Linked DNA regions of Homo sapiens: region 2 is linked to region 1. Evidence: read pairs that join two places in POLR2A ChIA-PET (ENCODE). Cell type or tissue: Panc1. All regions are shown on one strand. Each heading gives the region's core, and the rest is flanking DNA. Links, peaks and the distances in the headings are about the cores only.

Evidence for each region. ChIA-PET counts read pairs that join two places held together with the same protein. Peaks named below come from ENCODE experiments on the same cell type or tissue, not always from the same donor. Only the 100,000 strongest peaks of a DNase experiment are listed, where the experiment ranks them.
Region 2: POLR2A ChIA-PET joins it to region 1 with 7 read pairs; 2 of 35 experiments call an interaction of 5 or more read pairs at or near these places.

The regions. Positions count from the first base shown.
Region 1 is chr13:99,956,323-99,972,495 of GRCh38, forward strand. It overlaps ZIC5 (Zic family zinc finger 5), which reads right to left and starts at 15,445. Exons shown (of 2, transcript NM_033132.5): 1 at 13,805-15,445; 2 at 6,642-9,497. The coding sequence starts at 15,281. The coding sequence ends at 9,055. CLYBL-AS3 (CLYBL antisense RNA 3) reads right to left here and starts at 843. Exons shown (of 5, transcript NR_120421.1): 1 at 761-843. RefSeq lists enhancers at 1-898, 899-1,873. In Panc1, for the core only: no CTCF peak of the experiment used is centred there; no DNase peak of the experiment used is centred there; H3K27ac peaks cover 501 bases.
Region 2 is chr13:100,269,128-100,285,300 of GRCh38, forward strand. It overlaps PCCA (propionyl-CoA carboxylase subunit alpha), which reads left to right. Exons shown (of 24, transcript NM_000282.4): 12 at 4,069-4,219. Among named protein-coding and RNA genes, the nearest start is that of PCCA, 190 kb to the left of the region's middle. In Panc1, for the core only: no CTCF peak of the experiment used is centred there; no DNase peak of the experiment used is centred there.

The DNA.
Region 1 (16,173 bases), core at 4,960-8,959:
CACACGCACAACGCGCATTCCCCCTCCAATGCCGCCCGCACACGTGCGCGAGCCTGGACGTTCCCCTTTTGTGCTCGTTTTGCAGGCCCAGAGCTCCTGCTGCTGGTTTTCTCCTTTCTCTCCTTCATCGCCTCTTCCTTCGCCACTTTCCTTCTGGACCCTCCGGGCTGGCTCCTGCCCCTCTGCCCCGGTGGCGCTCTCGCCTATTCCTCCCGGGAGGAGCCGGGGCCGCAGAGGTGCGCCCTGCACGCCCAGCGAGGGCCGAGTTCTGGGACGGCTGGGACCAAAGGGCTGGCCTCCGGCCTGCGCCCTGTTTGTTTTCCTTTCGCCCCCTGAATACTAGATTGAGACGTAAAGATTACCCGGGCCGAATAATGCCGGGAGTCAACACTCGAGCAAACAAAAGTGCTTGCACAACTAGTCAACCCCGCTGGGACCCGGGCCGCGGGCTGGGGGAGAGAACGCGCTCCTCGCTGCTAATTACAAATAAATGATGATGTGCTCACTAAGTAATTGATTTAATGAAGTTCCTATGAAACTATTAAACCCGGGTGGAGGTCAGGCTGGAGGCGCCCCAGAGCGCCCATTGTGGGCTGTTTAACTCCACCAGGCTCCTCGGAAAGACATCGGGGCTAATAGGTGAAGTCACAGCTGCTCGCGCTGACTTCTCGGAGCGCCCGGCTGGCCGCGGGCACCCTCGCGCCCTCTTCTTGTAGCGCCCTTGTGCCCCGCCGCCCGCGCCCCGCGCCGGCCAGCTTACCCACGCCACTCCCAGCCCTGTCGCCAGCTCCCGAGGGCCTCTCCAAAGGGATCCCGGGTCTCGTTAAGAGCGGGAAGTTGAGCACTGAACTTGTGCTCACCGCCAGCAGTCGGCGGCGTGCACCGCCGCCCACCCCTCCCTCCTCACTCCACCCCCGCCACTTCGTGCAGGAACTCCAACCAGTGTGCCACGCAGGGTGCTCGCGAGCTCTTGGCAAGGTGCCTGGATCCCGAGCGTGTGCCCAGTGCACTGGCTGGGGCTGGGCTGGGGGGGTTGAATTGCGCGTGAGCGTGTGTGTGGGGGGGGTGGTAGGGAGGTGGGTGTATGCGTACGAGAGAGAGTGCGTTCCGGGCCAAAAGGCCATCTTTCTGCATCCGTTATCCTGGCCTGGGCCCTGTTCATGCAAAAAAGTAGAGGAGGTAGGGACAGCAGAGAAGAGGAATGAGGAAAGATGTGCAAAACAGATCACTCAGGTAGGCGGTTGGGCCTGGGAACTCCAGTCCTAGGCTGTGCGGGAGTGGGCTGCTCTGGCGCGGCCCTCTCTCGCTGCCCCACCGCCCACCTCTGCCCGCGTCCTGACCCGGCCAGGCGTTCCTTGGCCCCAGAGCGACGCCTCCAGCTGCCAATGGGGCGTAGGGCCCCAGGCCCGCATCTCAGGGCTGTCTGAATGCGAGCTCTCCGGCCACCCATTGCGCTCAGATTCCAGTCTCTGCAGGAAGGGTAGGGACTAGTTCTCCTGCAACATGGCTCTTGGTGGAAACATGACCCGCCCCTTATCCAAAAGGCCAGAGGGAGCCCTGAATGGACACATTTTAAGATGGAGAATCAGACATTGCAAATGGATCAAAAGCTAAGGGTGCTAACCACACACACACACACACACACACACACACACACACACACACACACGGGGGTGGGGGTGGGGAGGGCATTTTACTGCATCTCCCCCCACCTACAAGGGGTCGTGTGGTAAAAGAGAAGGCCCACATCCAGGTGAAACGCCACATAGGGAGACGGGGGCGCCTGTTGGGCTTCTGGCTGCAGAAATCAATCTGCCGGGATGCCCTGCCCCCTCTGCCCAGCCAAATCTTGTCTCTCTTCATCAAGAACTGATAGTTAACAGAGTTTCTCAGAGCATGCATTTCATTTATGCCACAGTCAGTTGGCAGTAAGCTTCATTCCTTTTTTTATGTTAGGAATTTTCAACTGCTGAAACCAATTTCCATTTGACTTTGAATCAAACACTTGCAATGGGGGGCAGGGGAAAGGGACATTTTGGCGTGGTTGTTGGCGACTTTAAAGAGAACTCCACTCCCGCCTGGATCTTTGGTCTCAAAGAGGGTCTCAACCTCTGACTTCGGGGAATATTGACAAAAATCAATTTGAGTCTTGCTTGAGGTCTCAGTTTCGCCATCTGTAAAATTGGATCTGGAGATCCTTGGCTGAGGTCCTTTGGGCTTTATTTGTTTGTGATCTGTGAAGGGGACCGTAGGGAGAGGTGGAAGTCAGTCAAGACGCCTGTTTGCACCAAGCTTTTGTCTTTCTTTGTAGAAGCGAGTCCCTTTGTAAAATAACGCCCCGCCAGCCTGCCTAATGGATTTGTGCAGAGCTAGAGTTTTCATTTTCCCCACGCAGGAACGACGAAAGAGAGGGGGTCTTCCAACCCAGCGAGTCCCGCTTGGCCCCGGTTTGCCAGCGGCGCTCTCCAAAATGTGCCAAAAGCTGTGCTTGGGGCACTCTCTCGACCCCGCCCCGGGCAGCTGTTCCCATTTTGTTCCCGCCTTCCCTCCCCTCACCGCAGTCCCTCGTATTCCTTTAACGCCTGCTGCTGACTGCATCCCTGCTGCCCTTAATGTAGGATGGGCACTTCTCTTCAGCCTCCAAATGAGAAGTGACATTTGCACTCGGCTCAGCCAACGCGTGAGCAGAGCGCGGGGGCACAGGCCCATTGACCGAGCGCGGCCGAGGGGCCGGCCGGCTGGGCAGCATCCGAAGCTGCCTTAATTAATACCATCTTAAATAGTCCAGCAGCCACCGAAGACAAAGTTGAAGAAAGACTTTAAGGCTGAGTGCCCCTCGACAAGCTCTTTTTCCCGTGTCATTCAATATTTAATGCGCCCGCTTGTAATGCTACTACTGGTGTTCCTTTCTCAGCAAGGACATTATTTTTTCACGGTGCCCATAGCCAGGGAAAGCCCTTTAGGCAAAGAAAATCAAAATGTTTGTTGTTTTGGATGACTTATAACTCTTGTTTAACACAAGCACTTTCAGGAAAGTATAACAGGCGCAGCCTCCAAAGCAAACAACACAATCCTTGTGACAGAGTCGGACACAAAAAGCACATTGTCTTGCGGACTACCCCTTTTCTCTGGTGCTAGATGGGGGCCTGTCTCCGAATGAACACCACGATGCCATTTCACTTTTGAACTATTGTTTTTGAGTTATGCCATGTGGTCAAAAGGAGCGAGAAGGGGGTTGTTTCCAGGCTCATAAGACAAACGAGTTGCCTTTTCAATGAAATCCCCCCGCGATCCTTGAAAACGGAGTTTAAATGTCACCTCCGCCTTTCTAATGGGCACAGGGCTGGAGGCGACCCTTCAAAGCGCCTCGGTGATGAACGACCCTTATTAAATATGGCCCGAGCTGCTGGGAAAGTCCCGCGCCCGGCCGCGCGCCCTAGAGCGCCCCTCGCCGGTGGGCCCTGGAGGAGCCGGGCCTCCGCTGCCACCGAGCGGAGTCCGGGCCCGCAGAGCCCCAGCCCGGACTGGCGAGGGGGTGCAGAGGGAAGAAGAGGGAAGCCTGGACGAGGGGGGGCGTTGTAATACAACTTCTTATCTGCCGACCCCAACACGCCCGTGCGCCCCCAGCCCCAGAGCCTCGGCGTGAAAGGTTGGTGCGTTTCCCCCCTGACTCTTTTTGTCCGCAGCCGAGTGGCGTCTGCGAGTCTGAGCTGCAAAGTTACTGATTTGCAGGCTGCATGTTAAGGCAGCCCATGTAAGTAATTTCTCTGGGCACCCCAGCAAAGGAGAACAAATCGCTGACAAAGGCGAGCGCTTTCGATTCAGCGGCGTCGTTAAGGCAACCCCAAAGTATTCCTCCTATAATAAGTTCCACTTCAAAGGGTTTCTCATTCAGCGGTGACTGCTTCGCACTTTTATTAAGTCCGGGCTTTTTCACTCGGAGGAATCATCTGTTTGGTTATTTTTCATCGTGTTTATTTTTCACCATTCACACAGTACTTGTATTAAATAAACAAAGAACAATCGCTCTGCAAATAAAAGTACTTAGGTGGGGAGGGAAGGAAGAGGAGCTGGGGCTCTGGCGCCCCTGCCCCTCTCCCCCACCCTTCGAACATCACCCACTCCCCACCCCGACTCTCCTCCGCTCCTATCCTCCTTTCTTCATTCTTTCTCTCCCCTTTCTCTCAAGCTAGGAGGTTCTATGGAAGAATCTTAAACGCTGAATATATATATATATGTATATATGTGTATATATATATGTATATATGTGTGTATATATGTATATATATGTATATATGTGTATATATGTATATATATGTATATATGTGTATATATATGTATATGTGTATATATGTATATATATGTGTATATATATGTGTATATATGTGTATATATATATAAAATTTCTGATGAGGTGCAAGTGGACTGAAGTAACTTGGCATGAAAGTAAAAAGGTCACTGCAGCTGTGTCTCATCGACTGTCTCGAATCACAGTGGCCCCTCTGCCGGCGACTCCCCTGGCCCTGCCCACTGCCACAGCGATCCTGACGCTCCGCGTGGATGGACCATAGAAGCAGTAGTTTGAATTTCCAAAAGAAAAAAAACATGGCTTTGAACTTCTCCCTGCCTGATTAGGCACTTGCAGTGTATGTTAATGTGTGCTCGGGGAGTGCGTGGGTGTAGGGCTGAGTTTTTGTCTACAGAGGGGAAGTGTACTGGGGTCCCCAGGGCAGTTTCACCTAGGGTCCCCTGCCGGCCTGCCTGTGCCTCCAGACCTGGAAGGCTTCCGTGGCTGGGCATCCTGTTTTGCTACACTGTGGGTGGACTGGCAGGCCAGGAGTGATGTGAGGGGATGAAAGTGCCATTAATAATAAGCGGCTGGGTTGTTTTGTTTGCCTTGTGATCAGCCTTCTTTTCTGCTGGCTTAAGGTGATCACTTGAGAAACCAGATGTCTCCCCTGCCCCCTCCCCAGGAGCTGGATTTCCTAACCCAACTGGGATTTAAAAATACTAGTGGCCAGCACCTCTTGTCCCATTTCATAGACAGACAGAGAGATGACAGATGATAGATTACTGGGTGGGTAAAACCACAATGGTCTCCAAAACCTTCCCCAAAGTGGAAGAGATCACTTATGAGAGTGTAACATGTTTGCAGATAGTTGGGCCTCCTCTTTTCCTGTCCCCAGTGTTATGATGCTTGTGTGGCCATCTCCAACTCCTTAAGAGAATATAATTCCCACCCTCAAACTCTATGGAGTTTAGATTTTAGGACCATTAGCTTTACCAAGAGCATCCTGAATGGGGAAAATATATATACATAAATTTCAAATAATTGTGTGTTTGAAGATTCTCCTAGCCTGCAAAACAAAGGTAGATGATTTAAACAGTATTTGCAAGGGCCACGTTTTGCCTAGGGAAGATGAAGTCTTTGATGATAGCCAACTTAGTGTCAATAAGTGGCTTTCTTTGAGACATATTCAGATGGGAACGTCTTGCTTGCCAATTGCCATAGAAATCTTAACACACCATGAAGATTGTCCGAGCGCCAAGCCTTCCGTTCTGGACTAAATTACTTTGAAGTGGCGCAGTACGAGCAGTGGTCAATTTTAACTCTATAGACTGGACAGAGAATGCTGGGAGTGGGAGATTGTGCGTTTTAAAGCAGAAAATAAGAAGGGGAAACTTGTTTTATACACTCTATACAAGGTTCTGCTCATTGTCAGATATCTTTTATCTTTTATATTTCCCATGAATGATTCATGTCTTGGTGGCTTTGTGTCACCCTTCTTTTCACAAGAAACTTCATTAGAGAGCTATAAGTTTTCCCATTGATTGGGGCCCTCATTTATGAGTGTTTTTCTCCTTCGTGTGCTGGTTATTGTCATCTGAGTTAAAACAACTCTTTGCAACCTGTTTCACCTTTACTACATTTAACAAACCTGACTTTTAAAAGCCACTATAACCTTTCAGAGAAATGCTTATTGACATTACTAGCAGTTGCTTTTAACTATCTGACTTTTATCAGTTTTGTATCTGCTAACAAAAACACAAGCAAACATCCAGCCTTGTAAATGTGCATAGCCAAACACCTGCATTTAAGCCACTTGAATATTTTGCTGCCATGCAAGAATCTAATTGTTCAACACACCTGGCCCAAAATGCTGAGCTTAAATTACCAATAGCCACTCAACTTCCAGAACAAACTACAGTAAAATTGCATCTTGATCTCCCACGCCATAAGAGGCATTTGATGCCCACTACTCAATTTCATTCAATACCTATCTCAGCCCCTGACTGATTTTGCTTTCACCTTCTTTTTGTCTAGAAGCCTCACCGTCCCTTCCTCCACATTTTCTTTATTCTTTTTTTTCCTTTTGGAGGCTGGGCACCAAAGAAATGCTAAAATTCACTTTTTGGCTTTTCACTGATTAGAATCAATCAGGATATTACTTATTTTAACAAATAAATGCAGTAACCCAAAAGATTTATGCTACTGTAAGTATAACCTGCAAGGCTTAGTCTTCATAAATATCTGTGTTTCCTAGATAAGCTTGTAAGTTGTTAAGTTAAACCAGGCTGCAAAAATATTGTATTGCTTGGGGAGAGGCTGAGAAATCAAGAGACCAAGGGAAGACATTCACTCCATTAGCAACCTGTTCTATTTGTATGAGAGATATGCCATTATGTAAAACATAAGCAATAATAACAAGAATACCTTTATTAAATTTGTTACTTCATAATCATTCTTGCTTGCTCTCTATTGGAGGTACACATTTTTTTTTATTTTAGGTGTATCAAGAACCAATAAATCTGTGGCAAAGAGTTAACCTATGCATGGTAAAATACATAAAATACATATTCCTTTGTTTCATAATAAATAAACCTGTAGCATAATAAAGAATAGTGCAAACTACCATTGAAAAAGTTGTATAAATAAAACAACTCATTATACATCAGGAATATTTTGTTCTAATAAGTTTACGATACATAAATTATCCCCCCAAAAGTTCATACCTTTTCTATTTGAAAGGGCTTTGAAAGTGAATAATATGAAAATCAAATAAACTTTTAAAATGTAAAATTATCTCATATTCAAGTTTTAAGGTCTTTTTCTTTATAAAGGAGGGTCTGCATGTTTCATATTCATCACAACAATCTGAAGACAACATTGAAAGGCTTTCCAAGTGACAGCACCATGCACTGTACTAGTAATATAATATATCTATAAACTATATATAATCTTATCAACACAATGCAAAAAAGACATGCAGGAAGAGTCTTGGTTTTCACATTACGTTGTTCATTCAAGTAAGCTTAAAAATATATTTTTCCATTTTCTTTCCTTTTTTTTTTAAATAAACCATGGATCATAAATGACAATCTTTCACCAAAATGTATAATATAATTCTTTGGTGTGCTTTGAACTCTTCCAGGAAAGAAAAAAAAAAAGGATGATGTCTGAAAATAAATTAATTCAACTGTACAAATAATAGTGTTCACATACAAGTTATTAACAATGACAAGACTACATCAACCACTCACAGCACACAAAACAAATTTCTACAAACCCTGGGGAGGGGGTGTCTTCGGGGTCTCTAAGGATAAATTAGTGCTCTTTAGTGTATCTGTAGGATGTTTCTGATGGACTACATTTTGCACAGGAGATGTGTTGTACCAACCGAAAATAAATCGACTAAGAGTTATTGTCCTAGGTCCTTGACCTTTTTTATCCTAGCTTGACAGCTCTGGCAAAGGTCACACATTCATCAGTGTTTGGTGGTAACTATAAACCTTTTAAAAATTTTTAATATGTATGGCAACTCCCTCCCCTCTTTTAATGTAAATCATACACTTCACACACTGTCATTTTCAAATGGATTCCAGTTTGGTGTGCTCAGTGCTCAGGTGGAAGAAAATGCATTAAAATGCAGTTTCAGGCATTGAAAAATAGACTTTTTAAAAGGCTGATACAACAGTATAAAAGAGGTGTTGGCCTGTTTTAAAAACAACAGCTTTCCAAAAAAATAGGCATGATGCCATCATCACACCTCCTCAAGACTTGACTGTGAATGTTGGCATCCCAAAGAACTTAGGATCGAAAACAGAATCTCTTTATTACACAAGAAGTTTGGACACAGTTAGGAGGCAGTATCTGAGAATTCAGATAAAAAAAAAAAAACATATAGGAAAAAGAAAGCACTTGAATTTCTTCTATTTTATAAAATATCACAGTTTCACAGTTGTCTTTTGCAGCAGCTTTTCTTCTCTCCACTTTTGCTTGAACAATCACAGTAGCACAAGATATGGAGATATATTAAGGTTGCTGCATCTTTTTTTAAAATCACACAGTAGGATACTGAAGAAATAATCCTGTATAAAAATATTGTATTAAGCTAAGATCAGTAATAAAAGAGTGGAAATTAAAAATTACAAATATTAAACTCAAAGGGTTTTTACAAATGTTTTTGGACACAGGTACGGAACAGGATCTGTTGGCAATGCAGCAGGTGTGTGGTTTACAATCAAGAGGCCTTGGCAGAATTAGGGTCCAACAAGGAGGCTCAAAAGCAGCCCATGGTATGGTGTCAAAGGCATTTGAGAGGCACTCTGGGAAATGCAGAGGGCCTTGGTGCTGTGTTAAGTTCTGACTTAATGCTCTTTTTCTCCCCCTTTTAAAAAAAATAATATATATATATATGTATATATATATATATATATATATTGCATCGGCAGTGTGTATCGCCATTAACTAATCTCTCCATTCATTTTCCTTGGTACAATTTGCCCCCAGCCCCATCCTCCTGCAATGTACAAGTCCAGCTTGGTTGTTTTTTGTTTGTTTTTTAAGAAAAAAAAAAAAAAAAGCCCAAATATCTTAATTAAATTAATTAAATGTACAAACACCATAGGGTTTCATACTGAATAAATAGGGCTAATTAGACCCGGTGGCAAGTCTGAGTCACGGGTTTGTCTCAGGCTCGGCATTGTCTCAGGTTAGGATGTGGTCCAAGGACTCCCACTTATTATTTCACTTATTATTATTAATAATAAATTCTAATGTATCGTCCGCACAACTTCAGGGTTCCCGTAAATTTCCTCATCTTCAGTCTCAGAGGTGGTTCCGTTGCTGGAAGGGGTGTGGAGGTGGCTGGGGGCCCCACTGGCCTGGCAAACGTACCACTCATTGAGGTTGGTCACCTGAGGGGACAGAGTGCTGGAGTGACTCCTGGCTGGGTCCAGCACAGGGGACAAGGGGGCGCCCACTGGAGTCCCCACTGATGAGTAACCAAGGGGTCCTGGAGAAGGTGGCGGGGACTTGCAGTGAATCTTCATGTGCTTCCTCAGGGAGCTTGGGTGAGTGTAGGATTTGTCACAGCCTCGAATCTTGCAGTAGTAGGGCTTGTCACTGGTGTGGACATGGGAATGTTTCTTCCGATCACTGCTATTGGCAAACTTCCTGTCACAGCCATCAAATTCACATTTGAAAGGCTTTTCCCCTGCAAGGAAACACAGGAAAGGTCAACAATGGCTTTCCAAGACCCCTCTCTTGACAGAAATCTTGAAGCAGAACCAAGGTTGTGTTTTTCCTATTCTCCCAGAGACCAACTCCCAGCCTAATTCTTCTTCCTAATTCACAAAAGGGAAGGGATGCTTCAGGGATGGGCCTGGATTCTGCTGACCTGGTGGCTTTGCCTGGACCTGGGCTCCTGAGAGGCTGTCAGGCCCTGCAGTCCCAGAGGGATCAGGGTGAGATCCCTAGTGCTGAGCTAAGGGCCAGAATGTAACACTGAAACCCACCTGGGACCCGCAGACCCCCTCCCCCGACAGACACACTCCCCTCAGGGTCTGTACACTCAAAAACACAAGCAGGAGATCCTCCTGTCAAAATAAACACAAAATGATACTTCCAAAGCCACAGGCGGAAGTAAGCGTATAAGAAAAAGAGAAAAAAGCAAACACATACACTAAATTAAAAGTAAACTGGGGGGTACAGTCAAATTATAATAATGGCATTTCCTTTCAGTGTTCTCCAGGATTTCATTGAAGGAGAGGGGCATCAGGAGAGAACGTGGAGATGGGAAAGGGAAAGAGGTAAAACAAAACAATGTTTTTCTTTAGAAATAGAGGCACCTGTGAAACATACTCCCACCACTCGATTTTTACAGGGCTAGCTGGGCAGAGAACAGGCTGTTGACCTCTGCATTCTACAGCTTTCCTCACTACTTGCAGGGCAGTTAAGAGCACAGCAGATCGAGCTTTAACATACATTAATAAAGACCACAAGCCTTAGCAGAACCTACCTTTACTTTATGCCATAAGTATACTTACTCTCACAGCTCCCTACATTGCTTACTAGTCAAAAAGACCTTAAAAAAATTTAAAAAGGCCAGGGTCTTTTGGCTGTCACCTCCTTAAGCTGGCCTAACCACCCCACAAACACGCCTTTAAACACAAGGCCTCTAGTCCAGGAAATGGAAATACTTAATAAGACAACTAGAGAAATTCAGCCACACTACATTTTGGTGTTAAACAGCAAGAAAAGGAAGACAGCAGGTAACAGTCTAACTGAATTTTCCCTCTCCCCTTGGTATCTCTGAACTTGATAGAGTTGAGTCCATAATTAAACAAGTCATTTCATACATATTATTGAATTAATATTTTCCTCTTTTAGGTAAATAATTTAAAAATAAAGTTGAATTTCTCATATTTCAGCAGCTACTCTGGTGATACACTAGGTATGACATTTTCTTTTGTTTTGGATAACTTGTTTTCAAAAACAAACTGTTAAGCCTCAGCTTAGTGTACATACATTTCTGTGGTGACTTTTCTTACACCCTCTGCAGATATTTTACTGTAGTGAGTTTTTAAAAAATATTTCGCCAACGATAACTGCTTCCATGGCAGAGTATGCTAGCACATCTGAGAGTATTCAGGCAGATGCCTGGAATTTAACTTTCCCTACCTGGAAATACTGTTTAAAAACAGAATTAGACATTATTCAAATATGCCTCCTACAGTGATGTATAAAGAGAGAAAAAACAACCCCATGATAATCACAACCTCGAAAAATTCTCTGTAGATGAGCTTTAACAAAAACAAAGCTAATCCCTTTTTATCAAAACATCAGTGATTTGTCCTGATTTCTACATTACACTTTAAGTCGTAGATAAGACCAAGTTAACATCATATTCTTTTTAAGAAATTAAAATCAGCCTTTCTTCAATATGGAGGCGTAATTACATGGGTTTACTCATCCACCCTACGCGAAGGTGCAATGCTGTTTTTGAGCATGGTCGTTTCTGTTCAACCTACATATCCCGGGTTGTGAAGAAACGCTTTGAACACTGCTAACTCCTCCACTGCACATGAAAAAGGGGAACAATTAGACTCAGGAAAGGGACAGATGTCGTGGAAGGAAAGGTAGAACATTAGAGTTAAATAAAGGAAGAGGTGCACGGAGAAAACAGAAGAAAACAAGGCAAGGGCGATGGAAAGGCCTGTGTTGTTCAGGGGGCCTAAGGGGAATAAGCAAATTCTACCTAACTAGAAAGGCTGAGAGACCTCAGTGTTTACATTTAAGATTCTGATAGACGAGTCACGTCAGAATTTAACTATTTACAGAGTTTGAGAGCCTGGAGCCTGTGGGAAAGTAAGGAACTACTTGCGGACCCCGCCAGCTCCTAGCAGCTCCCTCTCCCGAGAGAGCGCGAGTCGGGCCCGCGGGACGGTTATAAACGGGACTGGGGGCACGTGGGTCAGGAAAGGGGCCTTCGGAAGTGGCCCGGGGATTAGTCCCTTTGATCAATCCGTTCCGGGATCCCGGATAACCCCCAAAAGGGAGAGCGGCGTGGCAGGGAGGGAAAGAAGTCCGGATGGGCCCTCTCAGAACACAATGTCCAATAGCTGAGCGGCCCAGGGACCGCCAGAAACACCAAGCGCGGGTTGGAGTCTGAACCCGAGGCGCCTGCGTCCCTCCCGCAGGGACCCCCACGCTCCACCGGGTGGGGCCCACGCGGCCGCCGGGAGGGGGCAGGAAATGCAACCGTCCGCGAGACGCAGAGCCAAAAACCCAAATGACCGCGGGTCCCCTCGCCGCCTGGGGTCCCCCGCGCCCCCCCCGACCCCACGCACGCGCGCGTGCCCCGGGAAGCCACCGGGGACAGTGCGCAGGGCGTGGCCTGTCCCGCCGGGGGCCCGGATCGGCTTCTGCGCCCGCAGCTCCCGGCAGCCGCCTAGGGAAGGCCGCTCCCCTCGCGAGGCCTGGGCAGGCGGGAAGGGCCCTAGGCCGCGCGCGGCCCCGCGCTTGGGAGTTCCCTTTCGGGGCCGGGCTGGGGAGCGGCTTCACGGTCCCTGGATCCTGCCCTGCCGAGAAGTGCTGGGCACAGGAGCGAGCAGCCGGCTTAGCGGGCCAGGGCGTTTTTACGAGAGCCTCCTGGGAAGTTTCTTCCTGGAAAAATCATTAAGGCGGACTGATCCCGATTAGAGAGAAAAGGGGCTCCTGGGAAAACGTGCTCCCCACCGGCCATCAGGCGGCCCGCAGGAGCCAAGCCAAGGCTCCCGCCTCGGGCCACCCCGACGCTGCTGCCCCCGCAGAGCCCCGAGCGCCCCCGGCCCGAGCGTGGGACCCGGCGGCTACCTCCTGGCCGCAGCAGCGCCGATAAATCTGCCAAGTGATTACTGAACGTAAACTCCAGTTACTTAAGTGTCCTCCGAGGGGTAATCGTATCTGTCCCTATAAATCCCGACTGCGTTCGCGCTCATCAGCGCTTCCGCCCGACGCGCTGGTCCGCTCAAAGGGGGCACACGACCCACAGGAGCCATCCACCGCCTCGCGCCGCAGCCGCCCTCCTCAGCGCTGTGGGATCCCCAGAGGCAGGGCTTGAGGTGGGGTGGGAGGGTCCCCACGACGCCGGTGGCTCCCCACCAATTCCACGACAGGGTAGGCCTCACCGATGGTGGGAGGCTCGGGTCCTCCTACAACTAGAACCTTCTCTAGAAAGGCAGATGTCAACTCCAGCACCCTCCAGGGCGAGTGTGATACTGCGTGTGAGAGGGCGCGTGGGGCGTGTAAATGATGTGAGTGTGAGGACACACAGGTGTCGCGGGAATGGGGTGCACGCGCAGGAGGATATGAGTGTGTAAAGTTGTGGGAGACGCACGCAGAAGAAGGTGTGCGTGAAGAGTGTGTCACGGTGGGCGAGTGCGAGTGGTCTCCGGGGTTCCGAAAGCGCATTCCTGTCTTCCCGGAGGGGTCCCTTCCCCTCCCGGAAGGCCTGCCTCGGGCGGCCCAAATCCGGCAGCAAATCCCACGCCCGGTCCTCGGAGCGCGGAGACTGCGCGGGGCCTACGACCCGGTGGGAAGAGAGGCGCTTGCCGGGGCGGCCCGGCCTCTCTTTCCATCGCCCTCCCAGACTTCCCAGGGCCGGGCGGGTGGGGACTGCCGACCGTCCTGGGCGCCTTCCTGCTCCAGCTGCTGCTGCGTCTGCTCCGAGGTGGCGGCGGCGGCGGCTGGCGCGCGTTGCGGGTCCCGGCCGAGGGGCTGCGGGCGCGCTGGAGACTCCGCCGTGTGGGAACCCAACGCGGGGCCTGTGTGTGCTATCGAATTACTTATTCATAGAAAAAAAAAAGGGGGGGAGAGAAAAAAAAAGAAGTCACATGTCCGGGTTATACGTATGCGAAGAGAAGCAGCAGAAGGAGAAAAAAATTAAGGCGAGCAGGAGGAGGAGGAGAAGCAGCGGCGGAAGCGGCGGCGGCGCAGGAGCTGGTGGCGGCGGCGGCGGCGCGGCCGGGGACAGACACCCACCTGTATGAGTACGCTTGTGGATCTTGAGGTTCTCGGAGCGCGCGAAGACCTTGCCGCAGCCGGGGAAAGGGCAGGGAAAGGGCTTCTCGCCGGTGTGCACGCGGATGTGGTTGATGAGCTTGTATTTGGCCTTGAAGGGCTTGCCCTCGCGCGGACAGTCCTCCCAGAAGCAGACGTGGCTGCTCTGCTCGGGGCCTCCCACGTGCTCCACCGTGACGTGATTCACCAGCTCGTGCATGGTGCCGAAAGTTTTGGAGCAGGGCTTGGCGCCGCCGGCCGGGGGCGGTGGCGGCGGCGGCGGCGGCGGCGGCGGCGGCGGCGGCAGCCCGGCCAGCTCGTCGGGGTCGATCCACTTGCAGATGAGCTCCTGCTTGATTGGCTGCCGCATGTAGCGCAGGAAGGCCCCAGCCGCCCCTGGGAGGTGGGGGTGGTGCTGGTGCGGGTGCTGCGCGGGCGCCGGCGGCGGCGGCGGCGCCGGGGGCGGCGCGTGGTGCTGCAGGTGGGGCCCGGGCCCGGCCGCTGCTGCGGCCGCCGCAGCCGCCAGGTTCAGGTTTAAGTTCACGGCTCCGTAGCCGTGCAGGGCGGCCGCCGCTGCGGCCGCAACCGCCCCGTAGTGCGCGTCCCCAGAGCGCGGCGCGAAGGGCGGTTCGGCGCGGCCGTACAGCTCAGCCGCCGCGGCTGCCGCTGCCGCCGCCAGCCCCAGGCGCATCTGGCCGTTGAGCGGGTGCGGGTGGCCGCCTGGGGCCCCCGGCGTGTCGTGCAGCGCGGGGAAGAGCGCCGGGCCGCCGCTGCCGTCCGGGCCCGCGTAGGTGCCGCTGGCGGAGATGAACATGCCGGCCGAGTGGGGAGGCGGGGCCGGGTGCTGGGGGGAGCCGGTGCCGGACCGCTGCTCCCCTCCGAGCGGGGCCCCGTGCATGGCCGCCGCGGGGGCCGTGGCGGAAAGGTCCCTCCGGAGGACGAAGTCCCTGCTGTGGCCTTTGCCGCTGCTGCCGCCGCCGCCACTGTTGGTGGTGGTGTAGCCCGAGAGGGCAGGAGGAGGAGGAGGCGGGGGAGGGGGAGGGGGTGAAGGGGTGGGAGGAAGAGGAGGGGCTGGGGGCGGGGGCGCGGAGGGCTGCGCGCCACTGCTGCCCCCGCCGCAGGGGTAGCTGCCCGCGCCGGGGTGCGCGACCAAGGCTGCAGCACGGGCGGCGGCTGCCGGAGCCTCCGGGTGTGCCGGGAACGCCTGGGAGGGAGGGCTGAGGCCCAGCGTGCTCGCCTGGGCCATGTGCTCGGGTCCGAGCGGAGTGGTGGCCACGCCGGGGTCAGCGCCCAGGTCCCGCAGGCGGAGGTGCGCGACGGCGGCCCGGAGTTGGGAGTGGGCGGGCGGGCCGGCCAGCGCCGGGAAGCCTGTCATATTCTGAAGCGGCTGGACCTGAGCCGTTGCCAAATCCGCTAATCTCAGCGCTGGCGGGTTCCTCTTGCTCAAAGGGGGCTCCATCAGAACTACACAATCAGGCCCATAGACCCTCACTGGGGGGACTTTATTCCCTCTGCCCGCCTTCAAAAACATGTATGTATTGGGCGCTCTTTAACTTCTTTTGTCCTGGCCTCTTAACTCTGCTTATTCCTGTTCCCACTCTATCCTCCAGCGATTGGCAGAGTGAACACCACATTTGAGCTGCACAGTGGGACCGAGATTTTGGAAATGGCACGGGTGGGATTGGAGGGAGCCGCGTGATTGGCAGTAGCCTCGGCTGCTCGATTGGCTCCCGTTCAGGCCCTCGACCCAGCGGGGATTCGCCCCCGTGCTTGCGGCCGCCTGCGCTTTCGCTTCGCGCCCCCTCCTCCGCTGGAGCCACACGTCCCCGCCTCCCCGGGGATGCCCAAGTTGCACTTGCAGAAAGTTTGAGCCTGGCCTGCGCGCGCAGCGCCCCGCTCTTCCTTGACGCACCTCGCGGAGCGCGCGCCGGCACGCGGGCAGAGGGCGCGGGGTGGTGAGGGGCTGAGGACCCCCGAGGGGCAGTCCCAGTTTCAAAAACCTTGGCCTCACTTCTCTGTGTGCCTTCTGGCACCCAAGTACTTTCTGCCTCTACCTCCACCTCTCTTGTGGGGTGGAAGAGCCCTGGGCTGCTGTTTGGGAGAGAAGGGTGAATAGCCCGTCCTACCTGTAGTGGTGATGCTAGAAACTTCTTGTTTGGACACCCAACCTGCCTAGCGCTCACCTAGGGCGCATAGACAGTAGACGGAGTGAAGAAGATAAAGTCTATTGGTTGCAAGACAACTTGAGTGATTTGGCTCCGCGAAACACCAGGTGAAGTCAAAATAAGTCTTTCCCCCAAAGGAACCGTTTTACCTCGACTTTTTATCTCATGGAGAGTCCTTTTCAACAT
Region 2 (16,173 bases), core at 3,636-7,635, 310 kb after region 1:
GTGGGCCACTGCTCCCAGCCACATTTCTTTTTTTATTTGTTTGCTTTATCAGCTACAATTGCACTAATGTTCATGTAGACTCTGTTACTGCATATTTTTATAATTAAGAATTTGTTACTTGATTTCCTCAGTGCTTTAATGTGTAAAAGGGAGAGAATACTTGAAAAAGAAGTGGGTTTTTATTAGAGGAGAAAGTTGGGTAGACAGCCAACTGTGACTTCTGCAGGCTTCTAGGAAGTATGGAACCTGATGGTACTTCACGGGATTTCTGAGATATATGCCTTCTAGACTTTCATGTTGGTGAAGGGTTCATAAAGTTGGTCCTGAATTTATCCTACCATGAAAGGCTTCTGGAGTGTGGTTCTTGGAAATTCCTTGAATTATCAGAGCCACTTTGGGTACTTCTCCAGGGCATCTTTCATGAGTTTGGTGTATGGGGCCTCATTTCTCATTTGATGCTAGGTTGCTATTTGTATATACTCTGGTATTCTCTTTGTTCTTAAAAATCCTCAGGTGAGTGTTCCTAGTAATTTTTAATTACCAGACGGTAAGAAGTATAGCTTATTGTAGCTTTAATCAGCAGAGCTAGCATATCTTGATATAATGCCTATATAGTTTCTGAAAATAGTAAGTGAGAATGTGAGTATATTTTTAATCCCGGAGTAATGGTAAAAATTCAACTCTATTTTAGTTACATTGGTTTTTAAAAATATGGCATGGTGTTATTAGTTTTAAAACATGGACCCCAAATCCTTTGCCATTTTTCTCTTTGAGCAGTGAGGGGAAGGATCATTGTTCCCTTTTCTTGATTCTGTGCTCTGTGAAGGCTTGACCCGTAGACTACTTAGAAGTGATGCTGTGCCAGTTTCCAGCCCAGGCCTTGGGAAACTGCCAGCTTCCGCTTCCTGTTCTCATGGGATGCTTGTGCTTACACACCAGCCAGTATGCTGTGAAGAACTGTGTAGCTTACATAAGATGTGGCCATCTAGTTCTCAAGGCCCAGGAACAGGATGTAAGAAGGGAGGAAGAAGAAAAGCCAAAGGGAATCCTCTTCCTGTGTCTTTAGGAAGATCCTGGAAGGTGCTGAAGCTAATTACTTGGTGTTGATCTGAAGTTAGACACTTAGCTAGGGAGACTTGTTAGTATCTTTTTCTTAAGAAACCATGTGCTGAGCTAGAACTAGTACTGTAGTACTGTAGTATGGAGGAAGGGGAAAAAGGATACCTGTGGAACAGTAAGAGTCTTCAACACACATGTCTTGCAATTTTCTGTTTCCTTGACTGATTATCAATTCCAATTCAATTAACACTCTGTTTTTAGTAAAAACCTACTCAAGTGTTACCTGGGATAGAAATCTTTCCCAGACTGGGAACCTTGAATCATAAAATGTGTTTGTTTTTTCTCTTTGTCTAGAAATACAAACTTTTCATAATGAATACCTTATCTACTTATTTAGAGAAAAAAAGGAAAATATACAGCAGTAGGAATCAAAATGAAAAAGCTAGAACTCATCATTAATACTGACCTGATATGTATTTGTACACTGTGAAATGTTAAAATAAATGGAATGTGTAGTTTTCAGTTCCTGGAGTAAGAATCGGCTGGGCATGGTGGCTCACACCTGTAATCTTAGCACTTTGGGAGGCTGAGGTGGGAGGATTGCTTGAGCCTAAGAGTTTGAGACCAGCCTGGACAACGTAGTGGGACCTCATCTTCACAAAAAAGTAAAAAATCAGCTGACTGTGGTGGCATATGCCTATAGTTCCAGCTACTTGGGAGGCTGAAGTGGGAGGATTGCTTAACCCCAGAGGTCGAGGTTGCAGTGAGCCGACATCATGCCACCAGATTCCAGCCTGGGTGACAGAGCAAGACCCTGTTCTCCCCCACCCCCCGAAAAATAAAAATAAAAAAAAGAATCTACTAATGTGCTTTGAGGGCAATGCTAGCTAGGGTCACTCATATCTCTGGATATCTAGCAGGGCTTTTGAAAAGGGCAAGGGCAAGATCAAATAGGAGAAAGATAGTTTCACAGAGCTGCACTGAGATTCTCCAGATGTTATGCTATTAATTGTTAGTTGGGGTTTTTTTTAGTTGCATTAATTTTGTCAGCCAGTTATTGTTGAAATGTCATCTATGTCTATACATTAGGTTAATGCAAACTATATTATAGATAATTCATAACACTTGAACCCATTGATTTATTGTAACTTCACCAAAAGGGAGACAGTAGGAAGTACACTTCCCACCTGTGAACTCTTCCCCCTCCCCCACCCCAATCCAACTTGAATATATTCAAGGCTCTGAGTCTAACTAGCAATCTATATGAAATAGAAATGTAATATGAATGTTAAAAGACACCGTGGGGTTGCATGCAGTTGAACCAAGAATGTGAGAAATAAGACAGTAAAATGACCAGATCCTTGGCCAGAAAATGGGGAAGGGGCATTACAGATTAAAAGAGTCTTAAGATACAAAAGCCAATCAAATGCAGTTTTGGACCTTATTTGGATCCTGATTCAAAGAAATCAGCTGTATAAAGATATTTATGAGATAGAGAAATTTGAATACCAAGTGGATATTAAATGCTTTTAAGGAGTTCTTGTTTTTTGTGTAGTTGTGTTACAAAAGGGTACTTTATCTCATAGAAACAGACATGTATGTTTTTAAAAGTGAAATGATACCTAATTTGGGATTTACTTTAAAAACAATAAAGGGTGGGCCTGGTAGAGAAGTGGGCAAGTAGCATAGATAAAGCCAGAGTGGCTATGTATTAATAATTGCTATATATTGGAGGCAGCTTCATGCAAGTTTTTTATACTATTCCATAATAAAGCTTTTATAGCATGTCATCTCAATCCTGCTCATTTGAGAATAATTTTAATCCACAAGTAGAAAAGTAGTTAATGTTTTGTTTCTCAGAGCCTTTCTTTCATAGAAGCAAAATCTGTGAAAATGCAAAGTGGTTTGATGATATTTTTTTCAGGGTTTGTTGAAGTCATTTTAGCTTAACTTGCCTGCTTGAAGGTGGGTTTGGTATCTTGAAGCCAAACGTGCAGGATTTAGTGGATGTATTGCTGATTCTTGTTATTTGTGGCAGTTATGTTCTCTAAAGTCACCTTGATTACTGAATTAGTGAACACTGAATAATTTCCCCTAGGGGAAATACAGGGTTAGGTTCCTGCGAGCCTTTGCTTATAACATTTTCCTCAGTGGATTAATACATAATTTTGTTTTTTGTGTATTTCTCATTTAATATCTGTGGTTGATTCATTAACAGTGAACTCACAATCCTGGCCAACAAGACTATAACACGTGCCTGAGTAAAGCTTATCCCACACACATTTTCTCCAGACAGTACTTCATGGCCTTCTTGCACATGGGAACCCCAGACAGCACCTAAGGACAATGCTTGATGGGCCATTTCACACCATGAAATGACACACACACACACACAAATGCAAAAAAAGTGACACTAAACAGACCTTGAAAAGGATGCTTGTTATAGTATGAGCATTGAAACGAGAAGGGAGAGCATCACCTTGTTCAGCCTTAGCATACTGGAGTCTCAAATTTTTCACCTCTCTGCACTTGTTCACAAAGGACCATGAAAGCGCCTTAAGTATTGATTTTGGGGTTACAAATAAATTTCAGCAAGTAGGCAGATTTGTAAATATGGACTACATGAGCAATGAGGATTGATTGTGTATGTTAGATACTAATAAGTTATTTTTCTCCCAGTTTTTGGCTCGAAGCAATTCTGAATATATATGTTAAATATTAGAAGTTGAAGAGTAGTTATATATTTTGTGAATGGATTGAAGTTGCAGAGTAATGTGAAAAGTTCAAATGTTTTATACAAATCTAAAGTTGACTTATTTGAGCATGTTATGCTTAATAATATAGTCAACATATATTATAAAACATATATAAAGCACAATATTTTGAATTCTTAAATTGGTATAGATGATCTATATCTGAGTAAACTTTAAGAAAATGTTTATGTAATGCACACAAAAGATAACTTGATTTTTGTCCGAAATGTAGACAAACATTTTTTTGTATATGTAGCATTTTTTTGGATGCGGAGACTCGAAGAGCGATGGGAGAACAAGCTGTAGCTCTTGCCAGAGCAGTAAAATATTCCTCTGCTGGGACCGTGGAGTTCCTTGTGGACTCTAAGAAGAATTTTTATTTCTTGGAAATGAATACAAGACTCCAGGTAACAACAACTGTTATTTATTCCTCTCCATGCCTCTGTACTTTACCCTTCCTTCTCCACCCTTTTTTGTTTTATAAATGTTAAAAAATTAACTCCATAAAGTGTTAAATAAAGATTTAGTTTTTATGCTTGTGCTAAGACATCTGTTAGGAATGACGGATAGTATCCCTCTAAAGTTCAATGTCTAGACCTCTGCTTTGTCACTGTTAATACTTTATGTTGGAAATACCACTTTGTTTTTTTCTTGAACCTTTCTAGATGAACTGTATTTGTCAGTGTGTATGTGCTGTTAAGAAAAATTACTCTAGATATTACAAATAGGAAGTGATACAGTGATTGCAAAATCTTTGGAAGGATGGAGGAAGGAAGGGTACCCAGAGTGAACTTCGGTGGTGACTCCCACTGCTGTACCACTCAGCCAGGCTCCCAGAGGAACCGGCACCTCTGCCACAGTGAGGACGTTGAGAATCAAGTGGCTGCCCTTGGAACTGTTGGCTTTGGGGGACATAACTTCCTTAGTTCTAACCAAATCTCAGGAAGCGACTGGCGTTGTAACCGGTGGCTTTATTTCCTTCCTTCTTCCCTTTTTTCTTTCATTTAAATTGTGAACTATACAGAAACATACATAGAACACAGGTGAATAATTGAATGTATTATTATAAAGCAAAAATCAATGTAAACATCAACTGGGCCTAGAAGTATTTACAAAACAGCCAGCTCTTTTTACACTAGCCTCATTTTCTTCTCCTTCTCAATGATTCTGATTCCCCCTCCATCTTCCCTAGAGCTGTCTCCTATCTGACTGACTTCTCAGAACCTTCAGTTTTCATATCATTCTTCCTTTGAATTACGCATACCTAAGCAGCATTATTACTTTTGTTTGTTTTTTAAAACTATATTAATGGGATCGTATAGTATTCGTTCTTTTGTGCCTGGCTTCTTTTTTCAGCATGGCATTTGTGAGATTTGTGCTATTTCATGGAACTCCTGTATGATACATTTTCTAAGAAAATGCCACTATTTCTTTATCTGTTAGATTTCTGTAGATAGTTTATTTCCAGTTTTATGGAATTTGTGTTAGTTTGCTAGGACTACCATAACAAATGATCATTAACTATAGCTTAACACAACAGAAATTTGTTCTCGTACACTTCAGGAGGCCAGAGTCTATCATGCAGGTTCCAGCCGAGTGGGTTCCTTCCTGGGGGGTTGGAGGGAGAATCCACTCCATGCCTCTCTCCTGGTTCTGGTGTTGCCGACAGTCCTTGGTGTTCCTTGGCTTTGGCAGCATAACTCTAATCCCTGCCTCAGTTGTCATATTGCCTTCTCTCTGTGCATCTCTGTGCCCAGGGTTCCCGTTTTCTGTAGGGACACTAGTCACATTGGATTCAGGACCCTTCCCATTTAGTACGGCCTCATCATACGTGATTTCCTCTGCCAAGATCCTGTTTTCAAGTAAGGTCACAGTCACAGGTTGTGAGTGGATGTGAATTTTGACACGACACTCTTCAGTCCAATTCACCATTCAAAAAACACATATGGCCTACAGAGATAAATAGATTAGTACTTGCCTAGGACTGGGGTGGGTGAGTGGGGGGATTATGGGCTGATGGCTAAGGGGTGGAATAGGACAGGAGAGACTGAGGAAGGCATACTTATGCCTGAAAACAGTGTCAACTCTTCTTCCGTTAGGCCCTTGGGGGAGGGGGTGGGGGGGGAGGGGGTGTTGAGTCACTGCAGGCATGAGCTGGGTCGAGCTTAAGCCTTCCTGCAGTGGTTTTCTCACGTGCACCAAGGGGCCGCTTGTGGGATTTCTGCATGCCTGCTTCATCCTGAGCTTGAGGGCTTGCCTCTGACCCTGTGCTTCATGGGAGCCGTGTCTTCATGCCTGTGCCTCTTTCCCAGAGGGAGACTCCTGTGGGCCCTGGTTAGCCCTACCATGGGTGCAGGAGGGCTGTTTTCTGTTCGCTGTGCCGTGGCGGTAGACCGTCCTTGTGTCCTTGAACTTTGAGGTGAGTTCAGTAGTGGCCCTGCTGCTCCCCAGCCGTGGGGAAGCTGATGTTCTGGGCTCCAGGTGGATTTCTGCCTCTTTCCTGATGGTTATCTTTTGCGTGCTATGGCTTTCTTCATGCTTTTACTCTCGACCTACCTGTTTGAAGACAGTTCACGTGTGCCTCTGTAAGCAGTGTATAATTTTTCAGCCCAGTTTGATATGTTTGTCTTGTATCTTGACCATTTGCTCCTTAGAAAGTTGACAGAAATGCTGGTATTTTTGAGTTTAAATTTCTAATTTTTAAAAATGTTTTCTTCTTGTCCAATCTCTGGCCTTTTTCCTTTTTTTTTCTTTCTTTTGCAGTATTTATCATTTAATTTTTTCCTGTACAAGTTTGGGGGTTATAAATACTGCTGATCTTTTGGTAGAACCTCTACATTACAACACACATCCTTAATTTATCAAAAACTGATAACAGTGTCTTTTCACCTGAGCTGCCAGACTGACAAGGGAGCTTAGAACATTTAAAGTCCGTTTACTGTCTCCTGACTTGGGTACAATTATCCCCCGAGGCCATTTCTCTTATTATTTTAGTCATCATTCATTCCATTCCTCCCACATATTTACCTTTCTTTGTCTTTGTTTCTGGTAGTTTCTTTTAGAGGTTTACTTGGGACAATCTCTTTTTGTTGACAGCCAATGACTTTATGTTGCCTTGTTCATGAAATGCGTTTTTACTCTTCTTAGACGTCTTGGCTGTGGGCCGTGGCTCACCCCTGTAATCCCAGTGCTTTGGGAGGCTGAGGTGGGAGGATCCCTTGAGCCCAGGAGTTCAAGATCAGTCTGGGTAACATAGTGAGAACTTGTCTGTACCAAAAAAAAAAAAAAAAAAAAAAAAAAAAAAATTAGAAATCTTAGTTTGGCCAGTATTTTTTTCAATTTATTGAAAATATTATTTCACTGTTTCTGGTGAGACTTCCCCACTCATTCTGCATTCTGCTTATTTGGACATAATTGATTTTTCCTTTTGGTAGCATTTATTAATTTCTGTTTTTGTTAGATTTCCTTTAACTTTTTGCTGATTCGTGTACATGTATACATGGAATTCATTGAATATTTTGTCTGTAGATTAATGTCTTTTAATTTTTTTTGGAAATTCTCCACCATTATTACTTCTGGAACAATCTCACATACACAGATGAATAAACCTATAACTTTCATTTTAGACCTCCTTAATATATCTCTTATGTTTCTTATGCTCTCTTTGATATTTTTCATCTTTTTTGGATAATTTCTTCTGTCTTTCTTACCTTCCCTTATGCTGTATTTAATTAATTAATCACCCATTGAGTTCCTGATTTCAATTGTTTATATTTCAGTTCTGAAATTTCTATTTGGTTCTTTTAAAAGTATGATTCATTGGTTTTTATCTTTTCTTGTCTCCTATTTGAATTTTCAATTTTGACTTTTATTTTTTGAACATAATTAACTTATTTGTTTTGTAGTACATGTCTGATAATGTTGACATGTGAAGTCTTATGACTACTTGTATTAACTGCTTTTTATGCTGTTTCTTGGTTCTGCTGTTGAGTTCCTGTTGGGCCTTGTTATTATACTGTCATATACAGTTATTTTAAAAATTGTTATTAATCAAAACCTAAGATGATGGATTCTTTCTTATAGAGATTTTTCAAATTTTTTTCTGCCACATGCCTATGGACAGTAGTATTTGTGACTACGGCAATCTAAGCTCAAAGTGTAAGGCTCCTTGAACTCCTGAGGGGATACACAGCCCGGTTGCAGTTCTAGAGAATGGTTGGTTTTATTCCAGTTCAGTCTTATCTTGAGGTTGCATTCCTTTATGGTGCCCACTAAAAGTGGGGGTAGTTTATCAAGGTTCTTTGATAAACTGATACTTTGGTGGCCTCTTATCTTCGTGGTTATGCTTTTGATTTGTTGATGCCACCAAAAGTATAGCTTATATTCATAGTCCTTTTTTCCTGGAATGGCAAATGACGTTAGGGCAAAAATGGTGTTGAGTGTTGGGTTTGCAAATCTGTGTTTTCATCTTGGTTTTGGCTGATCCCTTCCTATATTCTTACCCTGTGATGTTTTTAAGAAGACCTCCCCCATCTCCCATTCCCCACCAGTTGTTTTCTAGTCCCCAATAAGCCCAAGTTCCAAGCTGAGTGGCTTTAGAGGTACATTATGCCTATAGATTAAATAAGTTTGTGTCCTGACTCTCAACACCCCCCAAAAGCAGTGAGCGGGCAGTGGAATGACAGTCTGTGCCTCACTGCTATCTCACTTTTCCTTTCCAAATCTCATGCATTTGCACATCCAGAACCTCATGCAGTCACATGGAAACCTCAGCTGTAAGGGAGTCTGGGAATAGGCTTTTTAACCATCTGTATTCTGCAGTGTAAGAGTATACCCTAGAAGGAGTTTGGAGGGAAAGTTCAGTGCCAGCCCACCATTTTCACATGAATATAATCACCAAAATTTTAATCTGTAAGTTATATGTAAAAAGTTAAAAACATTGCTGTATTTTCATTGTAAAGTATAACTGTCAAATAATGTGGCTGATTTTCCTTAAGTATGGCAAAAGTGATCTATCTAGATGCATTTTGAGACTAGTATTGTAAATACTTGTAGCATTTTATAGGTAGTAGCTCAGTAGTTGTTGCTTAAAACTCATACTTCCTTTGAAATCACCTTTGTAGCCTATATTTTATTTTGTGACTATCTTTAGAAGTGACAGAATTTTGCCTTTTGAAGGTTAATTTGATTTTGATTAAAATGTATCTTTATAACTAAGTATGTCTAATTAGATTATTAGCTGGGAAATCATGTTTTTGGTTAAAGTGAAGACTTTATTTTGTCATAATGAGAAAAATAGCTTGTAATTTGATTCTGAAGACAATTTGAGACGACTGCAAAATATTTGTATTCTATTCTAGACCAAAGAGATCTGAGATTTTTTAATTGAGGTACTTATCAGTATTTATGGAATTGACAAATGGGCAGTTTGTTATTCTGTTCTTGTGTTATCTTTTTTTCCATTTGTTTCTGGCTCATTTATCTCAGGTTATAAGTTTGTTCAAGTTTGTACCATGGTTGTTTCTGGTATAAAACCCGATAGTTGATTTTTTTTTTTTTTTTAAACAGAGTCTCACTCTGTCACCAGGCTGGGGTGCAGTGGCGTGATCTCGGCCTGCAAACCTCCGCCTCCCGGGTTCAGGCAATTCTCCTGCCTTAGCCTCCAGAGTAGTTGGGACTATAGGTGCGTGCCACTACGCCCAGCTAATTTTTGTATTTTTAGTAGAGACAGGGTTTCACCACGTTGACCAGGATGGTCTCAGTTTCTTGACCTTGTGATCCACCTGCCTGGGCCTACCAAAGTGCTGGTATTACAGGCGTGAGCCTCCGTGCCCATCCTGTAGTTGATATTTTTATCGAATAATTCTATGCAGTTGGTCAAGACTATCTAAGTACCTATGTTTTGTGTATTGGATAGCTTGCTAGGAAATTATGTTCTATACCCTCAAAAAATTATAAAAATATTTCAAGAAAAAAAATCAAATTCACAAAGATTTTGTCATATTACCAGATCTAATATGACAAAAATTGTGAATCATTAACTCATAATGATATGAATCAGTGCTATAGAATGTCATGTCCATGTTCGGCCTGAAATTGCCCCACTTCTCACCGGTGGTCTGGGCCCCACACTGTGAGAAAATATTTCACTAATACCTGCGCTTAGCAAACGTCCCAAGGTCTCTGACTGATTAGAGCTCTTGTTCACGAACAGAGCTCTGATAGTACCTAATGCTGTTAAGCGTGCTATTTTAATAGCATTCTATGATATTTAACATCATACTTTGAGACATTTGTCTCCCATGTAGTGTTTAATCATATTTTTCTCTCTTGTGGTTTACTTCCAGTGACTGTGATCCTGTCAGTTACCAGAATAAGTTAATTTTAATTTTTTAGAATGTATCTGTGTGATAGGGGGTATTTGATGTGGAGGATATAATTAAATGGGAGCATGAACAAAGAATTTTGGACTTCATATGTGTTCAGAAAACTATTCTTACATATTCCAAAGATTTCTTTCTGATATTGTTTAAACAATCCAATTTGTTTTTTTTTGAGACGGAGTCTTGCTCTGTCACCAGGCTGGAGTGTAGTGGCACGATCTTGGCTCACTGCAGCCTCCACCTCCCAGATTCAAACAATTCTCCTGCCTCAGCCTCCGGAGTAGCTGGGACTACAGGCGCATACCACCACGCCTAGCTAATTTTTGTTTTTTTAGTAGAGATGGGGTTTTACCATGTTGGCCAGGATGGTCTCGATCTCTTGACCTCATGATCCACCTGCATCGACCTCCCAAAGTGCTGGGATTACAGGCATGAGCCACCGCGCCTGGCCCAAGTGTTCTTTTAATAGTAGACATTCTCTTTCAAATTTCTTTACTAACCTTAAATTATAATACTTAAGGCACATTCACCAAATTCTTTATCTCCCAAGATATATGTTATCTCTAATTAGTGTTTCAGTTTGAACTAGAGGGCTATAATTTTCTTTGTTCTTTTTTTATTTTCTTTGAAATTTCCTGATTGAACTTTCACTTTTTCCAGCTTCAGAACTGTGTTTTGTTTTTGTTTTTGTTTTTTTTTTTTTTGGTAACAGAAATGCATCTTCACTTTCTACATTTTCTTAAGAGTGAAATTTGAAATAACAATACAGTTTCTCCATAAAGAGATGCAACACTAAGAAAGTCACCGCGTTTGGTGCATTAATAGTTGGTTCCGTTGACTGGTTTTGTTCTCAATCTGGTCACAGTTTATGTAACTGAATTACCTTTGCTATCTTCACATATTTTTGCTTTATTTTTTTTAAGTCACTGGTTTTCTGTTGCTTAAAGATAAAATTTAAATGCTTTTGCATCACAACACAAGCTTTTTTTTTTGTAGCCCTGATTTTTCCCCCAGAGTCCTGTTTCTTGCCAGTGCCGATCTCTGTGTATGAATTGCAAGAGACTCCTTTCTTTTTCCTGAAGGTGCCTTTCAGTTTGACTTCTTTGTGCCTTGTATCATGCCACTCCCATTGCTTGGAATGTTCTCTGTTCACCTCTCACAGTGAACACTGAGCTATGTATCTACCTGCACACCCACACCACACACACCTGTCTCCCCTCTCTGACCATACTTCTCCCTCATCTCACCTCTCTCCACATTTGAAAGATGGACAGCTAGATGGAGAACTACTCTACGGACACTAGGATTTTGTTAAAATGCTATTTTATTGAAGTGTATTCTAGTAGTCCCCCTTATCCATAGTTTTCCTTTCCAAAGTTTCAGCTACACACAGGGTCTACTTCATTTCAAATATATTAAATGGAAAACTTTAGAAATAAACAATTCATAAGTGTTAGATTGTGCACTATCCTGAGTAGTGTGATGAAATCTCACACCATCCTGCTCCATCCTGCCTGGTACGTGGATCCTCTCTTTGTCTGGCATCTCCATGCTGTAGACACTCCCTCTCCATGAGTCACTTAGAAGCTACCTCACTGCAATGAGACATGATGGTGCCACTGCACTCCAGCCTGGACAGAGCGAGACCCTGTCTCTGAAAAACAAACAAACAAACAACAACAACAAGAAAAAACAGAAGGAAAAAAAAATCCGCCTCGGTGATCACATCGACTGTATGATACCTCAGTGCTTATGTTCAAGTCACCTCTACTTTATTTCATAATGGCCCCAGCATACAAGAGTAGTGTTGCTGGCAATTCACATATGCCAGAGAGAAGCCATAAAGTGCTTCCTTTAAGTGAAAAGGTGAAAGTTCTAGACTTAATAAGGAAAGAAAAGAGTCATGTGCTGAGGTTGCTAAGCTCTGCGGTAAGGATGAATCTTCCGTCGGTGGCATTGTGAAGAAGGAAAAGAAATTTGTGCTACTTTTGCTGTCAAAAGTCAAACTTCAAAAGTTATGGCCACAGTGCATGATAAGTGCTTAAGATGGAAAAGACATTAAATGTGTGTGTATAAGACATGAATAGAAAAGTGTTCTAATTGACAGCAATCATGTTCTATACTATCCACAGTTTCAGGCATTTGCTGGGGACCTAGGAACATGTCCCCCAAGGATAAGGGGGGACTACTATATATGCAATTTGCTGGGATAATTTTAGTTTCTTATTTTGTTGAATGGTAATACTCAGAATTTATAATACTTTGTTTAAAAAAATCTAGTGGTTCATAAGAGTCTACAATGGAAAAGTTACTCTCCATACCACACTTTTATCACAGCCATTTATTTTTCCTCTGTTGAAGCAACCTTTGTTTTTTTTAACATACTAATTTGGGAGTATTCCATGCCTAATTTAAAGCATTATCTTTTTCATTTTAATGACTTCTAATAACCTGTCATAGGGATGTAACAGTCATATAATTTCACCAGATCTCTATCGATAATTTTTCCAGTATTTTGCTATCCCAAATAATGCAATTATGAGTGACCCTTTATATCCACTTTGCACGTGCAGAAGTAGAATTGCTGGGAATATATGTGCTTTTATAAATTAGTTAAGTATTATCAGTTTACCTCTTAAATGAGAGCTTGTTTCTTCTCTCCCTGGCCAAAAGTGTTTTTTGCCTTTTGATCTTTGTGTGATAGTGAAAAATGGTATATTGTTTTCATTGTTTATCATGAATTTTTCTTTATAGATTCATTTATATTTCTGTGAATTGACTATTAGATCCTTTGCCCTTTGGGTTTTCTTATTGATGTGTAGGTATTTGCTTATTGTTGGGGGAAATTAGCCCTTTGTGATATTGTCAGAAAGGAGGGGCTTTGTGAATATTTTCATAGGGCTACAGGGCAGGTGCTTTCTGAGCAAAGACCCTGGCAGTTGTGAGAGGTGACAGCGTGCTGGCAGTCCTCAGAGCCCTCGCTCGCTCTCGGCGCCTCCTCTGCCTGGGCTCCAACTTTGGCGGCACTTGAGGAGCCTTCAGCCCACCGCTGCACTGTGGGAGCCCCTTTCTGGGCTGGCCAAGGCCAGAGCCGGCTCTCTCAGCTTGCAGGGAGGTGTGGAGGGAGAGGCGCAAGCTGGAACTGGGGCTGCGCTCGGCACTTGCGGGCCAGCTGGAGTTCCAGGTGGGCGTGGGCTTGGCGGGCCCCACACTCAGAGCAGCCGGGCAATGAGGGGCTTAGCACCCGGGCCAGCGGCTGTGGAGGTTGTACTGGGTCCCCCAGCAGTGCCAGCCCACCGTGCTGCACTATGGCTTGGCCCCAATATTTTCTCTCTGATGGGGAAAAATGGCCACCTGAGGGAAGTACAAATTACAATACTATCCTGCAGCTTGACCTTTTCTGTAAGAGGGAAGGCAAATGGAGTGGAATACCTTATGTCCAAGCTTTCTTTTCATTGAGGGAGAATACACAGCTATGCAAAGCTTGCAATTTACATCCCACAGGAGGACCTCTCAGCTCACCCCCATATCCTAGCCTCCCTATAGCTCCCCTTCCTATGAATGATAATCCTCCTCTAATCTCCCCCCGCCCAGAAGGAAATAAGCAAAGAAATCTCCAAAGGACCACAAAACCCTCCTGGCTATTGGTTATGTCCCCTTCAAGCTGTAGGGGGAGGGGAATTTGGCCCAACCCGGGTACATGTCCCCTTCTCCCTCTCTGATTTAAAGCAGATCAAGGCAGACCTGGGGAAGTTTTCAGATGATCCTGATAGGTACATAGATGTCCTACAAGGTCTAGGGCAAACCTTCGACCTCGCTTGGAGAGACGTCATGCTACTGTGAGATCAAACCTTGGCCTTTAATGTAAAGAATGCGGCTTTAGCTGCAGCCCAAGAGTTTGGAGATACCTGGTATCTTAGTCAAGTAAATGATAGAATGACAGCCGAAGAAAGGGACAAATTCCCTACCGGTCAGCAACCCATCCCCAGTATGGATCCCCACTGGGACCTTGACTCAGATCATGGGGACTGGAGTCATAAACATCTGTTGACCTGTATTCTAGAAGGACTAAGGAGAATTAGAAAAAAACCCATGAATTATTCAATGATGTCCGCCATAACTCAGGGAAAGGAAGAAAATCCTTCTGCCTTCCTCGAGCGGCTACGGGAGGCCTTAAGAAAATATACTCCCCTGTCACCCGAATCACTTGAGGGTCAATTGATTCTAAAAGATAAGTTTATTACCCAGTCAGCCACAGATATCAGGAGAAAGCTCGAAAAGCAATCCAGGGCCCTGAACAAAATCTAGAGGCATTATTAAACCTGGCAACCTCGGTGTTCTATAATAGGGACCAAGAGGAACAGGCCCAAAAGGAAAAGCGAGATCAGAGAAAGGCCGCAGCCTTAGTCATGGCCCTCAGACAAACAAACCTTGGTGGTTCAGAGAGGACAGAAAATGGAGCAGGCCAATCACCTGGTAGGGCTTGTTATCAGTGTGGTTTACTAGGACACTTTTAAAAAGATTGTCCAATGAGAAACAGGCTGCCGCCTCGTCCATGTCCACTATGCCGAGGCAATCACTGGAAGGTGCACTGCCCCAGAGGACGAAGATTCCCTGGGTCAGAAGCCCCCAACCAGATGATCCAACAACAGGACTGAGGGTGCCCGGGGCAAGCGCCAGCTCATGTCATCACCCTCACTGAGCCCCCGGTATGTTTAACTATTGAGGGCCAGGAAATTGACTTCCTCCTGGACACTGGCACGGCCTTCTCAGTGTTAATCTCCTGTCCTGGATGACTGTCCTCAAGGTCCCTTACCATCCGAGGAATCCTGGGACAGCCTGTAACCAGGTATTTCTCCCACCTCCTCAGTTGTAATTGGAAGACTTTGCTCTTTTCACATGCCTTTCTTGTTGTGCCTGAAAGTCCCACACCTTTATTAGGGAGGGATATATTAGCCAAGGCTGGAGCTATTATCTACATGAATATGAGAAACAAGTTACCCATTTGTTGTCCCCTACTTGAGGAGGGAATCAACCCTGAAGTCTGGGCATTGGAAGGACAATTTGGAAGGGCAAAAAATGCCTGCCCAGTCCAAATCAGGTTAAAAGATCCCACCACTTTTCCTTATCAAAGGCAATATCCCTTAAGGCCTGAAGCTCATAAAGGATTACAGAATATTGTTAAACATTTGAAAGCTCAAGGCTTAGTGAGGAAATGCAGCAGTCCCTGCAACACCCCAATTCTAGGAGTACAAAAACTGAACGGTCAGTGGAGACTAGTGGAAGATCTTAGACTCATCAATGAGGCAGTAATTCCACTATATCCAGTTGTACCCAACCCCTATACCCTGCTCTCTCAAGTACCAGAGGAAGCAGAATGGTTCACGGTTCTGGACCTCAAGGATGTCTTCTTCTATATTTCCCTGCACTCTGATTCCCAGTTCCTCTTTGCCTTTGAGGATCCCACAGACCACACATCCCAACTTAGGTGGACGGTCTTGCCCAAGGGTTTAGGGATAGCCCTCATCGGTTTGGTCAGGCCCTAGCCCAAGATCTAGGCCACTTCTCAAGTCCAGGCACTCTGGTCCTTCAATATGTGGATGATTTACTTTTGGCTACCAGTTCAGAAGCCTCGTGCCAGCAGGCTACTCTAGATCTCTTGAACTTTCTAGCTGATCAAGGGTACAAGGTGTCTAGGTCGAAGGCCCCAGCTTTGCCTACAGCAGGTTAAATATCTAGGCCTAATCTTAGCCAAAGGGACCAGGGCCCTCATCAAGGAACGAATACAGCCTATACTGGCTTATCCTTGCCCTCAGACATTAAAACAGTTGTGGGGGTTCCTTGGAATTACTGGCTTTGGCCGACTATGGATCCCCGGATACAGCGAGATAGCCAGGCCACTCTGTACGCTAATCAAGGACACCCAGAGGGCAAATACTCTGGTGGGAATCAGAGGCAGAAACAGCCTTCAAAACCTT